Regions from separate parts of the Homo sapiens genome. Here region 2 is linked to region 1. A link is a loop called in an ENCODE intact Hi-C map of the cell type or tissue named here. Cell type or tissue: GM12878. All regions are shown on one strand. Links, peaks and the distances in the headings refer to the core of each region. The heading gives the core; the rest is flanking DNA. Region 1 overlaps FMNL2 (formin like 2). Region 2 overlaps FMNL2 (formin like 2).

Region 1 (8,338 bases), core at 142-8,141:
GCTTTATTGAACTCCCTAAGTGAAATTTGTTTTAACAAAGAGGCAGTGTTTATGTGTTGGTGATAAAAAGAAAATAGCCGATATATTATTACTTTTTTTTTCTTCTATGTCACCTTGTTATGTAAGGTTATTTCATTACCTTTGTAGTGTTTTTCATGGAAACCGTCAACAAGGAAGTACCTAACACTGCCCAACATGAAGCCAACCATAATTGTGGATAGAAATAGTAGACTCCTACTTCCTAGCCTTAAAGAATGTATAATTTAGTTAGCAAGTGAAATCCCAAGGGGTACATCATAAAGCAATGAATGATTCAAATTGGCACTGTAAGAATAAGTTCTAGGTGGTATGGGGCAGCCTATAAGAGCTATTGGAATTTAAAGAAGCAAGAGATTCTTATGCAATTATGGAAAATGTTCTCGAGGTAGAGGAATTTGAGAGTTCAAATTGTTTTCTCATCAAACTTCTCCTCATTTTAGATTCAGCATTTGATAGGTAGGCTTCCAGTGTAATTTCTTTTTTCCTGTTAACAAAATGAACCTCAGAATTCTGAAAAGGAAAGATACTGATTCATTCAAATCTCAAATGTCCTAACTTTATAGAAGAATGTGGTACTATGGAAGGGCACAAATCAAGGTGCTGTTAATATGAGCGGTGTTGTAGTTTGGATATTTAACCCTCTAAACCTCATGTTGAAATGTGATCCCCAATGTTGGGAGGTGGAGCCTAGTGGGAGGTGATTTGGGTGATGGGGGTGGATCCTTCATGAATGGCTTGGTGTCCTAATGAGTCTTCCTGGTGTTATCACTGGTGGTAATGAGTGAGTTCTAGCCCTATTAGTTCATGCAAAATATGTTTGTTAAAAGAGCCTGGCACCTCTGTTGCCACGTGATCTCTGCACACAGCAGTTCCTCTTCCCCTTCTGCCATAAGTGGAAGCAGCCTGAGGCTCTCACCAGGAGCAGATGCTGGCACAATGCTTTGTGTACAGCCCAGAGAACCATGAGCCAAATAAACCTTTTCTTTAGAAATTACGCAGCCTTGGGTATCCCTTTATAGCAACACAAATGGACTAAGACAAATAGTCACCTTTAATTTGGGTTTGTAGGATAGCCAGTGTTTAGGACCCTGTAATTTTGCTTTTAAAACCATGAAAGCTCATTTCAGATATTAACAAAGCATTTGGCTTACATATCTTATTTGCTTGGTGTGTACACAGGCTGGATTAAAAACAAAAGCAAATACAGTTTGGAAGAAAATAAAGCCAGCAGCATCCCCTGGTGAATCCCTTTAACCATCCACCCCAGGAATGTCTGCAGTGCTGGTTAGGGCAGAGTGGGGCAGTTCCTCTGGAAGACGGTATGATAAACGAGGGTCACCCAACTGTGAGGCCAGAGGAAGGGAGACTATCTTCAGGAAGCTGTGAGCTTTTCCTTTTGTATGGAGAGTGTTTTGTTGGACTAAAGTTGTAGAAGGCATTTGACCTCTGTTATTGTATTTAGTGTTTCAACCTCAGCATCTGACCCAAAATAACACATATCTTTTCAGTAACTTGGGACAGAGCTGACAAAAGGCAGTCAAATTCAGAAGGAGTCTCATTGTAAAAGAAGGATTATAAACTACACAAAGAGCAAAATTAGTAGGGAAACTACCACCACAATAATAATGCTGCAGTGTTTTCAGAGCTGATATGTGATTGTGTTTTTCCTGTCTTGATTGTTTTTAAGTTTGGTCTGAAAAATACGGGTATCAAATTAAAATTTCATAAACTGCTACGAGTTTCTCTCCTTCCAGAGAGAAAGGATATTCATTTGATTTGAGAATTGTCGTTTTGGTTTAATTAACAGTTGTTTGAAGGATGTTAAAAATCATCGTGGTGAATTGGTTTTTATCCTAACAATTGCATGATAATTTTAGATTACTCTTGAAATATGCCTCAAAATAAAAAGTTAGATGTAGTGGTCCTTTCTCATGTGCCTTGACTATTGTCAGAGAAAGCCCTGGGTTATCAGCCTGTTTAGAAGAAGTGACCTGGTACGCTTTTTGACTCTTGGCTCTGAAATCTTATCATCAGGAGGACCATGTGGATTTTATTCATTTGACAGATACTTACTGTGCACCTATTATGTGCCAGGCCCTGTTATGCAGAGGACAAGTAGAGTAGAAAATAGAACTACTAACACTTGCAACACACACAGTCAACTCTTTTGTTATAGCTCAGTTTAATTAACAGAAGGAAAAACTTTGCGTTGGGGAATACACATAACACCTGGAAACGCAGCGTTGGAACACCCGATTTGTCTATGATGCTTGCTTACTACTCCTATTATTCTATATATTACAAAGCCTGAATATGTAAATGGCAGTTCAATGGTCTTTTAGGAAAAAAATTTACTGGAAATATACTAACAGGAATAACACTAAGGAATTCAGGAGCTACAAGAATTCTTGGAGTTCTGTTATTTCAGGTACTTTCTTTGAAGTATTAAGTACATATTATCAGTAAGTTTTGTTGTGTTCCTATTCTACGTAGATCATATTATCAGATAGAATGTAAAGATAGATTAAGATGTTCATGCTGGGCCAAGTGTGGTGACTCATGCCTGTAATCCCAGCACTTTGGGAGGTTGAGATGGGCGGATCACTTGAGGTCAGGAGTTCGAAACCAGCCTGGCCAACATGGCAAAACACCGTCTGTAATAAAAATATAAAAATTAGCTGGGTGTGGTGGCACATTACTATAATCCCAGCTACTTGGGAGGCTGAGGCACGAAAATCCGTTGAACCCTGGGAGGCAGAGGTTGCAATGAGCCGAGATCGTGCCATTGCACACCAGCCTAGGTGACAGAGTGAGACTCCGTCTCACCAAAAAAAAAAAAAAGATTTTTTTCATGCCCTAAAAGCTTTTACACCTCCTAGTTGAGAGGACAGGATACACATACACACACACTTCCCTACCTGCCTGCCTGCCTCCAGGAAGCATATACGAAATGCCAATCAACTAGGATGCCTTGTTTAGTGTTAAGAACTAGAGAATGACGTGGATAGCTGTTCTGATTCTACGTTAGTATTTCTTAGCTTCTTTCTTACCCTAGTCATTTCACTATTAGGTTGGCAATAGTAATTCCCCATGTTTACCCCAGCATTAAGCTTGTGTATCTTCTATCAGCCCATACCTTATAGGTGGCAAGATTAATTTTAAAAGAATTTCAGACTTAAAAAAAGTTGCAAACTAGTACAAGGAGTACTAGTTGCTATATAATCTTTCTTACTTTCCCCAAATAATGTCTCACATAATCATAGTGTGATGATCAAAACTAGGAAATTAACAGGGACACAATACTATTAATCATTGTCCTGCTGATGCCCTTTTCTGGGTCCGGGATCTAGGGCCGGTTCCTACATTGCATTTAGTTGTTATGTCTCTCCAGTTTCTTCTAATTTGGAACAGTCAGTCTGTCTTTGTTCTTTATGATTTTGATAATTTTGGGGATTACTGACCAGTTATTTCATAGACTTTGATTCAGGCTGGGCATTTTTGGCAAGAATATCGTGGAAGTGATCTTGTGTACATATTAGTGCATTATCATCACATGCCCATGGTATCTGCATGTCTCGTTACTTTGCTAACTTGATCACTTGGTTAAGGTGGGGCCTGCCAGATGTCTCCACAGTAAAGCTATGATTTTTCTCTTTGTAATTAGTGTCTTGTGGGGAGATACTTTGCAACTCTGCAAATATCTTGTTTCACATCCTACATTTGCTAATTAATTTTAGCGTTTGTTGATTTCCTGGCTGCATCAATTATCACTGTGGTGTTTGCCAAATAGTGATTTTTAAATTTCTGTCATCCCGTCATATGAGTTAGAATTCTGTGAGGGTGAGCTATTCCTTCTCCTCTTATTATTTATTCAGTTATTTATATCTGTATGGATTCATGGATATTTGGTTATGGGTTACAATCTCTTCCTATGATTATTTATTATATTGCTCAAATTGTTCCAGATTTGGCTATTGTGAGGTCCTTAAATTTGGCTTGTAATGTTCTTTTGACATGTTCCAATTTTTGGACCAATTTCTTACTTTTGGTACCATAAGATGTTCCAAGCTTATCTTGGATTTTTTTTTTTCTTTTCCTGCTCCAGCCCTGGAATCAGTCATTTTTCTAAGAAGCTCTAGTTCGCCTTATTAGAGAAAGGTATATAGAAACCAAAATTTGGTGCTAGATGTGCTTATTGTTCCTAAGATGTCAGTACTTCTAGCCGTTCTCAACAGATAGAGCTAGGAAGTATATGTGTATACATATACATATGCACACGTTTGTATCTATATATTAAAAACCTTAGGGTTCATTCTCACTTTCCCCCTTATATGTAACTCTTTTATCTGAATGTGAGAAACCTGGTTGTCATTATCCACAATGTGTTTACTTATTTGTGCAATTCTAAGCTACACACATAGTAGTTTTCAGAATGCTAACACATACCCCACGAGAAATTTGCTAACTAGAATGTAACATTTGTGTGCATTTTTTTTTGTTTTTAGTGTTAGAATAGAGTACTGTTTTCTAAAGTTATTTAGGTTCTTCTCTACCTACTTTGTGCTTTTGTTCATTTGTAATACATTAGGTTCTCTTATTTCATTTTGATTAAAATCATGTTGGTTTTATTTATTTTTAGGTGATGTCAAATATTGTCACAGTTCTAAGACTTATAAATACATGAAAAGTATGCTCAGAAGGTGTCATTTCTTCCTCATTCTTTCTGACTCATTCCTGTCCTCTTTCTGTAGATAATCTCATTACTTCTTGGTTTATCCTTCCTGTATATATATTTTTTACACACATCAGCAGATGCATACTGTATTTTCTTATTTCCTTTTTTTATACTTGAAAGGTGGTATTTTTTGTTGTTGCACAAAAATTGCCACAAACTTAGTGGCTTAAAACAACACAAATGTATTAGCTCATAGTTTCTGTGGGTCAGGAGTTTGGACATGGGTTAGTCGGGTTTTCTGCTTTTCTGCTCAGACTCACCAGGCTGAAATTCAGGTGTTGGCCAGGGTTTCGATATCATCTGAGGCTTGGGAGTCCTTTTCCAAGCTAACTGGTTGTTGGCAGAATTCCATTGCTTGCGGTGGTTGCACTGAAGCCCTTATCTCCAAGAAGCTGCCCACATGACCTCTCCCTGGTTTGTCTCTTAGTAGTGGCTCTGCTGCTTTGGATTTTTCTAATATTTTCTCTAGCCCTAGACTATCTTTAAAGGGTATACTTCTTAAGGTCAGACCCACCCAGGATAATCCCCTTTCACCTTTGCCATATAATGTAACCTAATCATGGGAGTGAAGTCATGTCATACTCATAACCTATCTACAGTTAGGAGGAGATGATAATATATGACATGTGCCCCAGAAAGCAGGAATCTTGGAGGCTATCTTAAAATTCACCTTTTACCATGTAGCATACTATAGGTAGAATTGCAAGATAGCCTCCAAGTGCAAAAATTTGAAAAAGTATTGTTATATTGTCTATGCTTTTTCTCCATGAGATGTAGAGTTTTTGTTCAATTTATTAAAAATACTAATTTTGGCAGTTAGGGTTTGAATTTCTGTTCTAGTGTTATGTTTGTATTTTACCATTTTTTTTAAAAAAATGCCCACAGCCACAGGTTTCTTATTTAACTTTATATTATCTGGGTTGTCAGTTTTTAAGGATATTCTTGAACCCTTACCTATTTCCTGTACACCAATCCATGAACTCAGTCAAATTTCCAGTTTTACTCTTCCTTCTTCTATTTGTTTAAGTCGTATTACTTCTATGTTGTCACAACATATAATATTGTCACATTGTTCTTTCAGCTCTGCATTTCGATCTTCTGGCAGATTTTACTGACGATAATGTTTTTGTGTAACATATATTGTTGCTGTCTTATATCAGGAATCTCTCTACCACCACCCTTTTTCTTTAAAACCTTGAGAATACTGAGATTTGGGAGATCATCAAGGAAAATAAAACTGAAGACAAACAAATGTACTTACCTGAATGTTCAGAGACCTCACCATTCATGTGCATTATTGAAAACATGGCAAATGGTTCCTACTTCAGAAAGAGGCAGAATTAGTCCCCCTTCAACTTAATTAGTGAAGGAATTTGGCATCTTTGTAAACATAAAGGGCCTATGTGGTTCATGTATCTTTCTGTAAGGCAATAACCGTGAAGGGCAAAGGGGCCCTTAGTTAATTATAACTTGAGTAGGATGGGAGGGGTCAATGGCATTTTAACGTAGAAGAACCAAGTGTTAGTAAAGAGCTTTTCTTCTCCGGGAGCTTGGTCAGCTATGTTTTCTGTGAAGCCTGATTGGGGAGTCAAAGTCCCAGTGGAAAAGTGTTGATGAGAAGGCAGATTCTAGAGGATCAATATTTCGAACCTCCTTTTAAGCTCATCCAACTTCACAGCTAAAAAGCTGTTGAGGCTTCAGAAAAAGGAAAGGCACAAAGGAATGAATGAATCAGAATTTGCCTGGATGTGATGTTCCTGATGATGGTCAAAAGTCCTGAGAGTTCCAGCCTTGAGGCCTGGCTTCCCTCTCTCTGCAGGCCTCTTGCTGGTTGCTTTTGGAGGAAGCTGAGTGTTTGGGTTGTTGTGATTGCTGCTGTTGGGGATTTCATATAACATAGCTCTGGAAGGTCTTGTACTCATGACTATTAGTTATTCAAGGCCACCTAAAATCTAAATCAAAGAAATGACTAGACAGAAGTGAAAAAAAGGGCCTGATTCGTGAAACGATTTCCCAACTTTGTGATAGGTCACTCAAGGCTTAGTGTAGGCTTTTTTCAAGGTAGGTGTCTTTTAGGACTGAATCGGTTCCAAGCTATATGAGAAAGCTTGTGTGTGAATAGGTTTCTGCTGGCAGATGGTTGGCAGGCTCAACCATCAGCCTTCCAGACTTGGGATTCTAACAAAATTCTATTCTGTGGCACAAGCCTAGAATAAGTATGATCCATATAAATACATTCATTTATGCACATATTAGCAGTACACTGAGTTCTTGTTTTTGTGATTTTGATGATCTGGTGCTTTTGGTTTTCCTAATACTGGTTCATGGAGAAATAAGTTGTACTGTGTTGGCTAAAACCCGACTCTGGATGCACTAAATAATTCTTCTGAGTTTCTTTCTCTTTTTCCTCTAGCCTGGAGGAAGTCTGTCTGCTTTCTCTTTTGCAGTCTGGAGATAGAGCATTGACCCCTGAAGCAATGCTGGGTTTACTTTATTAGAGCTCACCCGCAGATGTTAATGAAAGCAGAACAGTGAATTAGTGCTGACTTCAGAGCAGAACAACTTGGGTGGGGGAATCTGTGAAGAGAACATGTTGTTATAGGCAACACCCAGGGGAAAATTGACAAATCACAGTAAGAATCATTGGATATTTCTGCCCCACCAAGAGAGCAGGAGGGTGAGAACTAAATCATCCTCTGAAATACACTTAGATTAAGAAATCAGTCTGATGTTCATTTCACAACATTCATCAGAAAGAAAAACAGGACTGATCCCAGGCAAAATTTATTGGTGGGAAAAATGTCGTGTTCTATCTCCTCCTCCTCTCTGCTTAGCCCCCCAGCACCTGATTAATTAAAACTCTGCCATCTACCGGCTCAGAACGTTTTTCTTAGAAGCACCTGAGATTCGTTCAGCTAAAGAATCAACAGCTGTCAACCGCAGCAAATAGATCCCCTACCCTCTACCATATCCCAGTATCCTAACAATGCCTTAAAATGAGCATCAAGCCGGGTGCGATGGCTCACGCCTGTAATCCTAGCACTTGGAGGTCGAGGTCGGTGGATCACCTGAGGTCAGGAGTTCTAGACCAGCCTGGCCAACATGGCGAAACCCTGTTTCTACTAAAAATACAAAAATTAGCTGGGTGTGGTGGCGGGTGCCTGTAATTCTAGCTACTCGGGAGACTGAGGCAGGGGAATCACTTGAACCCCAGCGAGGCAGAGGTTGCAGTGAGCCGAGATCACACCACTTCACTCCAGCCTGGGTAAAACAAACAAAAAAACCAGGCATCAAAACTCGGATGTCTACAGGAGTCAGTTAGGTCTCTTAAATTTGTAAAATCTGCCTGGATTTGACACAAAAGGGAGTGGTGGAACCTTGGCAAGCCTGTGAGTTAAGTCCCTGACCGAGGCAGGCGCCACTCGGCTTTAGCCCATACTGGCAAGGCAGGCCGGTGCTGTGAGGGCTTCCAAATTTTCATGAGAAGATGAAAATTTTGATTCTTCTATGAAATCTTTCACATTTTTCATGACGGTTTTAAAAGTTTTACAGGCAGTAAAAACA
Region 2 (8,338 bases), core at 60-8,059, 89 kb before region 1:
CAGCACTTTGGGATGCCAAGGTGGGTAGATCATGAGGCCAAGAGATTGAGACCAACCTGGCCAACATGGTGAAACCCCCTCTCTACTAAAAATGCAAAAATTAGTTGGACATGGTGGTGAGCCCCTGTAGTCCCAGCTTCTTGGGAGGCTGAGGCAGGAGAATTGCTTGAACCCAGGAGGCAGAGGTTGCAGTGAGCCGAGATCACGCCACTGCACTGCAGCCTGGTGACAGAGCGAGACTCCGTCTCAATAAATAAATAAATAAATGTAAAAGGACTTCACACATTGGTTATCAATCCATACCCCCCGCCTTTTTTTTGGACATTGAAGCACATCTTCAGACTTCCATCTCTGGGTCTTTCTGCAGCCCCAGAACATGTTTATTGAATGAATTAATGCATCTTCAATGAATGTAACTGTTACTACTGTGTATCATCGGTTTGTTCAGTTAAATACGTATCAATGGACAAGCTTTTCCTTTCCTACATAAACATTTTGTTTTTTGGTTATCTTGTATCTCCTCACATCCCATAGCATTGCAGTGGTTCACAGGCACTTAACAGAGAAAGGGGACACCAAGCTGAATTTAAATAGAAAAAATAATGAAATATATATCATCTTTGGGGATAATGTCATTTTCTGTTTCTTCCTACAACTTGAGCCCTCAGAATTACTCGTAATGGGGTGTTTGTGTCATCTGATTGCCAATGATGGCTGAGTGAGTGAATGCATATTTGGAGTGACCTGGAATTCTGATGTAGGTAAGGGATTCAGAAGGATTATGTTTAGATTAATTTTTCTGCAGAGTTCTCCAGCAGAGTCCTAATCAAAAATTGGTGGTGGTGGCGGTGGCAGTGGCAGCAGCATTAAACACAACAAAGGCAGAACGGATCCTTATTTGCATCATTCAGTCCAGTGGGTGCCGTTAGCTACCATCCTAGAGTGGGTGTGGAATAAATTATATGTATAAAATTTTTTTGAGAAGAGGAGGATGAGCTGGTCACATGTGGCATTTTCTCCCATGTTGAAATAACATGAGATGGAGAACATTGTGTGTTGATGTCTATCTACAAGTTGATTTTTGTCTTAAGATAAGCAGAGCCTCCCTACAACAGGCCCTGAGTACTGCATCACCTTCCTCCAGTTTGAAAAACTGACGGGGGTTCTTACCAGTCTTTGTTAATTCCTGTCTCCGGAAAGAATGGTTGGTAAAGGCACATCCGTATTCTGACATGTTGAGAAAGAAAGGATACATGCTTGGGAACAGAAGTTGAGGCTGTAAATTGTTGGTGGTCTTACTAGTATTGGGAGGCTGTTTTATCCCTGGCATCTAGCTGCTTGTATGGACGCTGGGGTTCTAGAAATAAGTTTTTACTCCTTTGGCTATAATGAGCTGGGCATTATCATTAACTAGAAGGCTGGATTGGAAAGGTTTGGGAAGCAAAGGTCCTTCTGACATTCAACGCATCTTCCTTTCTGGTCTTTTTTGGAGCAGATTTTTCTTCTGTGCTCTCTAGGAAGCTGATGTGGTTCCTGTCCTCCAACTGACCAGTACCTAGAATGTCAACAGAATGACTCATGTCCCCAACATCCTGTCCTTGTTCTGGAGAAAGGGAACTGTTTGCCTTTGGAAAACACAGTGCTTACCTCTGGAAAAACCCCAAAGCAAGCATAGCTTCAACACAGTTTTCCTTAAAGCTCTTGTGATGTCTTGTGATTTTTTTTCCTTGTGACTTTTTGTAATGAAAGTGTTGGTTTTCCTGTGTCTACCTTGCGTGCCAGGTGGTTGAGAATTAGGGAGCTTTAGGTGTTGGAAAGGACCCTAGAGACCAACTGGTCCAACTCCTCTTTATGGTTTTAGAAACAAAGGCCAAGTTGAAGTAAAGTGACTTGAGATCTAGAAACTGGTCAGTGATAATCAGGACTAATTAGTACCTGGGTCTCCTGATTCCTGGTTCTGGGTCTTTGATTTTTATGGTTTGCAGTAGGTTTTTGAACAGTTCACTTGGCTGCCTTATTGGAAGTTCTATCTATGCAGAATGATATTGATATGGGTGGATATTTAAAACTACATATATTATAACATAGTAAAGTCTTTAAGAATACATGATATACATTGAGTTGTTATTCAGAAGCTAGGGGGATGTAGAAGAGTAAGAATTCTTCTGATTTTCAGGACATTCTGTCATAATTTAGCCTTAAGACAGATTTTGGGCAAGGTATATATATCTCTTGTGACTACAAAAGGAGGCTGGATTAGATTAGTTTCATTTGTTGTTTCAGGCTCTGAAATGTTATGATTCCCTATGTCTATAAGTGTATGCTGCACATTTTTTTCCTTCAGTAGTAGAGAATGTCTGCAATGTGGTTAAATCCTTATTCTTTAATTCCAGTATTATAGAATATGGGTTCCATGTAATTTACATTCATGTTGTTTTTCTTGTCAAAGAGGGAACTGAGATAGTTATCTACTGTGTTCAGTAGCATTTTGAGTGGGGAGAGAGAGCTATAGTGTAAGCTTGAACTTGAGCAGACATTAGCACTCTGTTAGGTTACAATTGGTGTTAACAGTAGAGAAAAGAATCAGAGGAAGAGGAGGAAAGAGACTGGTGTGTGGGAGCTAAGGCCCATTATTTTGTTATGGGCTTCTTCCCCTTTTGAGTGACTTAAATGATGTGATTGAAGATATTTGATAGCTCCATCAAGATGGTAGTCTCAATTCCTTCTACAGCCCACACTTTCTCCTCCTAGATTTGAATTGTTATGATGGTAGCATAATTTTTGACAAATGATGTTTGTGTGGAAGTGTACCTTTTATCTGAGTTGAGTCATTGCTTTTGATATTATCACCTCCATTTTACAGATGAGCAAATTTAGTCTGAGAGAATGGTTAAATTTAGAATTTAACCATATGACCTTCCAGGCACCACGTACTGTTCCACTTTAAGTCTAAGACGTTTCATTTACATTTTGTTCTTACTGATTTAGAAAAGTTTATTGTTTTCATTTTCTCACATTACTTCCTGGTGCCTGGCATAGGACTATAACTGAAACATTTTTATAAATGATTTAAAGGTATTGAATGTGATGAACTGGAAAAGAAGAAAAAAGCTTCCTGAGTCACCCAGACTTCATCCTGGCTCTGTCACTTTGTAATCTTGAGAGGAAAGATTAACTTCTCTAAGCATCAGTTTTCCCACCTGAAAAAGTCAGGAAAATATTATTTTCCATACTGGGTTGCTGGGACGATTAGAAACCGAGCATCTGAAAACTCTTTGCACAGTGCTTAAGGTAATTAATGAGTGTTTGTCATTATACTTATGTTGATGTTAAATTAACATCTTAAAGAACTCTAAAATATTTTTCACTTTCTGTTTTTGTTTTTTTTTTCTTTCCCCCTGAAGCTTCAGAATGTCATTTCCTCTAAATGCCTGCCACCCTCAGGGAGTTCTAGTAATAGGGTGAACATAACATCAATGGAATATGAGGAGTTACTATTAGCAGATGCTATTTGTTTCCCTTTTCATTTCTTTTTTTACAGTCGTTTGGGAGAAACCCTTCCAGCCCTGGGCGATGCGGTGTGTCAGTGTCTGCCTTTCTGCCGACTCCTGACAGCGCCTCCCTTCAGGGGTGTGGGTGGAGCTCTTCATGCCTGCCCCTCCTGCTCACATTTCTCGGTTCACTGGAAAAGTCCCCAAATCTTTTTGTCTGCTCAGTTGTGGCCTAGTAGCCAGAGTGGCTCGTGCATTAAACGAAGAGGAACCTATGTTTCTTCTCTTTTCAGCATTTTGGCTGAATTTTGAATTTTTATCTGCCCCATTGAGTCTGTTGGCTCTGGCTGCTGCTGTACCAAGCCCTCTTTCTGGTGTTCATAAACCAATGAGAGTACAATTTCATGGCCTGGGTCAGGCTTGTTTGTTGGTTTCGTCTTAATTAGAAGCAAACCTCTTTGTCTTCCCTTTTCTTCATCTTCCAGGGAGAAATGGATTTTCTAGGCTGAGCAAATTAATCATAGTGGTGTCTAATAAAAAACAATCACCACTGCAGTACCTGGCACACAGTAGGTACTCAGTAGCTGAAAGAAACAGTTCCTGTAGCTCTTCCAAGGTATCCAGCATTTTGTGCAGGTAGGCTGGGGGCTGCTGAAGGATCTGTTTGTGAAAGACGAGAATTAGCTTAAGTAACTTGGGTTGGAAAAGTCACTCTGCCTTCTGAGTGACATATGGGGGCTGGAAGGTGGCAGAGAACAGGGTTGGAGAGTTTCTCTGGTAGGTGGATTAGTGTTGTTCCCAGCTCAGAATAAGGTACATATTTGAAAGTTACTTAACACAGAGCCTTGGATTCTGCCTGTAGGATAATAGATATTGAGTAGTTGTGATAAGTAATCATATGTAGCACTTAGGTCTTTTTATCTTCAAAGAACTTTTTTAAAAAAAACACTTTTAAACACAATGAATTCTACCTTGTATCTTTATCGTAGCCCTAATGTTCTCTTCTGTGTCTTTGTCGTATTATGTTTCTTAGGACAAGTGAGTAAGCTTTGTCAATTGGTTTATAAAACATTTATGCATTTAAAGCTTCCAGGGAGTGAGAATTGAAATTACAGTATCTGGGGCTTCATATTTGCTGGCAAACTGCTGGCTTAGCATTTTCTTCCCTCTTGTCTGTTTTTCCCAAGCTATAGCAGAGATTAAATGAAATTTAGGAATTGTGTGTGAGATTTTGTTTCTCCTTGAAATACAGATGCTCCTAGACTTACGGGTTTTTTTTTGCCCTGATAAACCCATTGTAAGTTGAAAATATTGACAATATTGTAAGTCAAAAATGCATTTAATATAGCTACCCTATGAAACATCCTAGCCTAGACTACCTTAAACATGCTGAGAACACTGACATTAGCCTATAGTTGGCAAAACCATCTAACACAAAGCCTATTATAATAAAGTGTTGAATATCTCATGTAATTTATTGAATACTGTACTGAAATTGAAAAAACAGAATGGTCGTATGGGTACTGGAATTATGGTTTCTACTGAATATATATCGCTTTTGCACCATTGTAAAATTGGAAAATTGTAAGTCAGGGACCATCTGTAGTTCTGTCAGGATGGGTGAAATGCTTGCTGTGCAGTGCATTGATTTCTAAAGTCAATCCTTAGCAGATACTTTAAAACAACAAAGAACTAGAAGTTTCCTGGTTAAGAGGGAAGAAGGGTTTGCAATTGGCTTCATAAATTTCTTCTCAGGCTTTTAAAGTTATGAGTCAAGAACCTTCGAAGCAGTGTTCGTAGGTGCATCCTTTCCTTCCTCACCCCATATTTCATTTATATAACAAGATACTTCAAAGATGCTCCAAAGAAATAAAGACAGTATAATTCCAAATGATTAGCTCAAATCCGACTGCCACATTCAAGGCTTAAAAAAAATTCTCAATTGCTGTGAGGGATTAGAAAAATGGCAGCTGGCAAAAATGCCTTCAGTATAAAGATGATAAGACGCCACTTATTAATTCTTTATATAAGCAATGGTTTTTTTTGGTGAGGATATGGAGAAAGGTAATAAAATCATGGTCTCTGCTGTGGGTAAAACTAGTTTGAGAGCCCCTCCCCTGCTGCTTTTTTCAGAAGTTTAAAAAGGAGGTCAGGAGCAGAGAGTTAGTTTCCCTGACTGGGGGAAGTTAAGGAAAGGAGTGTGAGTGAGGTCATGGAGAAGGCATGGTGAAGTTTCACAGTCTTGTGGATAAGTTTCCCATTTGATATGGGATATAGTTGAGAGTTACATCAAATGGAGTTGCCACCAACATGACTGCTAATGGTGACTCTGGGTACAGAGGACATGGCATAGTAGTAGTTATGCAGTAATCGGACCCTGATTAACGATGAAGCTGATGATGGCATTGATACTTTATGGAGAACTTTGTATGTGTTTTTCCCCCATTTAATCCTTACAGTCACCATTTTCAGATGGTAGCTGGGAGTAGTAGATAATTTTCCCAGGGTCATATTGCTTAGGGGCAAAGCTGGGATTTGTAACCATGATGCAATACTGCACCTGGTGGATGTAGTCAGGGTTATCAAAATAAAGAAAAATTGACCCAAAGATATATTTTAGAGGCAGAAACAATAATAGCTTAGTAATAGTCTAGGTGTGTGAACTCGAGACAAAACGAGTAGGAAAAAGATGGTTTTTAAGTGACAGTTTTGGAAAAGAAGCAACGGGGGTGGCAGGAATGAACAATACAGTTCTGTCTCGGTCATGTTTATGGACTCTTCTTCCTAGAGAACAGCCAATAGTCTTTCATCAGTGTTGATTTCATCTTTCAGCCTTCAGAAAACAGCTGTCAATCCAAGTGCTTGCTGTCGATATGGAGCACAGGTTGTGAACACAGTGCCTTTGTGCCATGCTTTGGTCACATGTACAGGTGTTGACTCTAGCAGCAGACCAGTACCTACTCCCAGTGGAGCTCAAATTCACACATCACACCATCACATTGTCTTCTCATTTAGCCAGTGAAATGATTGGCGTCTCACTGCAGTAGTACAGTGATAGTCATTGATTGACAAGACCTTCTCTGGGAAGGACTACATTTATTCTGATTTCTCCAGATCAGACTTTTAGAACCAGGAGAGGAAGTCTGTTCATGGTCAGAGTTCTTGCTGAGTCAATGTAGTATTTTGAAAGCTATTGTGCCAAGGCCCCAGGATTCTCAGACCTGGCTGAGCAACATGTAACTGATCCAATTTCTCACTGACTCAGGAGGAATGCTAGCTAAATCTTGAATTTGGTACTGTGACTTCAATAGTGGGCCAGTCAAGGGGCTCACGCCTGGTGGACCACCATCCCTTCACCCCCACCCCACCAAGGTCTGTCTGTGCTTGGCTTTTCGGACTCATGGTGAATGCTTGAACCTTTTTATTCCCTTAACATAAACTTATTCTTCTGGGTAAAAAAGTGAATCCTATCCCCATGAAGGATTTGCTTGATTGAAATGAGACCCCCCCTTGGGAGAGAAGTATAAATGTTGTGAGCAGAGTGGCCTTACGGTAGCTTGCTGACTTCCTAGAGGGGTCGTTGTGGGAGGAGAGCCCTGCTAGTTCCCTTTGCCCCAAATTATTTCCCCTCTGTGCTTGCTACAGAATCACTAAGTGTACTGATAGCTCTTAATTACTTCTAGTTAAAGAAGAGCAAGCCACCTGGTCTCTGAATTAATTAGAGCAATACTCTTTAAAAGAAACATCCTCCTTTCCCTCCTTCTTTGCCCCCCAGCAAAATATTTCCTATTAGAAAAAACATATGAAGCCATTGGTTAGTTTTCACTTCCTTTCCTAAGGGATAGTCAGCTAAATATGCTGTCCTGAGAGAATTTGACAGAAGCAGATAAGATTTTTGATAAGAGTTGAAGAGAAATTCTGGGAAGGGAAGGTAAATTATACTCCCTAATAAAAGCCCTAACAAACAGCAGGCATAATTGGTTGTGTATTTGGGGGTGTGTGTGTCAGTGAAGTGGTGTGTATTCTACATACCACCAGTGGGAGGAAGAATGCTGAAAAAAGAGAAGTAGGTGCTTGCTCAAGACAGGAAATATACCACTTCCCTTAGGAATCTGCCCATAGGCCATCTTTGCTTATATTATCCATGCATTTCATTGGCAGTACTCTCCTGGAGTGAGAAGTGGTGTATGAAGTTGGTCCTAAAATCCACTCCTCCCATCTCCTTCCTAAGAGAAAGTTAACCCACTTTGGGCTAACTCAAGAGCCAGCCAGTTATTTTTGCCCATCACTGTAAGTAGGATTACAGCTCACCTTAAATATTGGGGAAAAGTCCTGATCATTTGTTCATTCTATTAGCTAGGGCCAGGTGTTGTCACTGTCTCTAGCACCGCTTCCATTTCACTCCCATTAAATCTTAGCAAATTCCTAGCACTCTGAACAGTGTATTTTACTTGAATGATTCCCATGTGGCCAGACTTCTGGGAGCTGAGCACATGGTACCCTTTTATTGGGTGCCATGAGGTAACCTTGGTACCCTTTGGACATTCAGCTTTCCTTTGAGGTTATAGCTAATTCTCTGATGAACATTTAAGTGGGTGGGGCTGTGTGTTAGCCCTACTGTGTAGCTTTTGTGATCCAGGGAGGTGTGACCCCATTGTGGTATTCCCATAGCTGAGATCATAAAAGCATCCCAAGTGTCATTTGGAAGCCAAACAGTAGGTTACAAACTCATTTTGGGTTAATCTCCCTCTCCCTAAGCTACTTCATCTCCTTGAATGCTGCTAACTGTAAGCTTTTATTTCCTTTCCTGTGTTATCACTCATTAAAGCCTTCTCTGACCTGTATAA

The links. A loop is a pair of places that touch in the nucleus more often than their neighbours do. Peaks named below come from ENCODE experiments on the same cell type or tissue, not always from the same donor. Only the 100,000 strongest peaks of a DNase experiment are listed, where the experiment ranks them.
Region 2: it touches region 1 in a loop (2.1-fold over the local background); 3 of 110 quality-filtered maps call a loop at or near these places.

What each region holds. Positions count from the first base shown.
Region 1 is chr2:152,492,788-152,501,125 of GRCh38, forward strand. All of the region lies in intron 1 of FMNL2 (formin like 2), which reads left to right. Among named protein-coding and RNA genes, the nearest start is that of FMNL2, 160 kb to the left of the region's middle. In GM12878, for the core only: no CTCF peak of the experiment used is centred there; a DNase peak (open chromatin) is centred at 4,988; H3K4me3 peaks cover 683 bases; H3K27ac peaks cover 884 bases.
Region 2 is chr2:152,403,819-152,412,156 of GRCh38, forward strand. All of the region lies in intron 1 of FMNL2 (formin like 2), which reads left to right. Among named protein-coding and RNA genes, the nearest start is that of FMNL2, 73 kb to the left of the region's middle. RefSeq lists an enhancer at 1,457-1,751. In GM12878, for the core only: a CTCF peak has its summit at 3,476; DNase peaks (open chromatin) are centred at 2,668, 2,743 and 3,613; H3K4me3 peaks cover 1,487 bases; H3K27ac peaks cover 2,375 bases.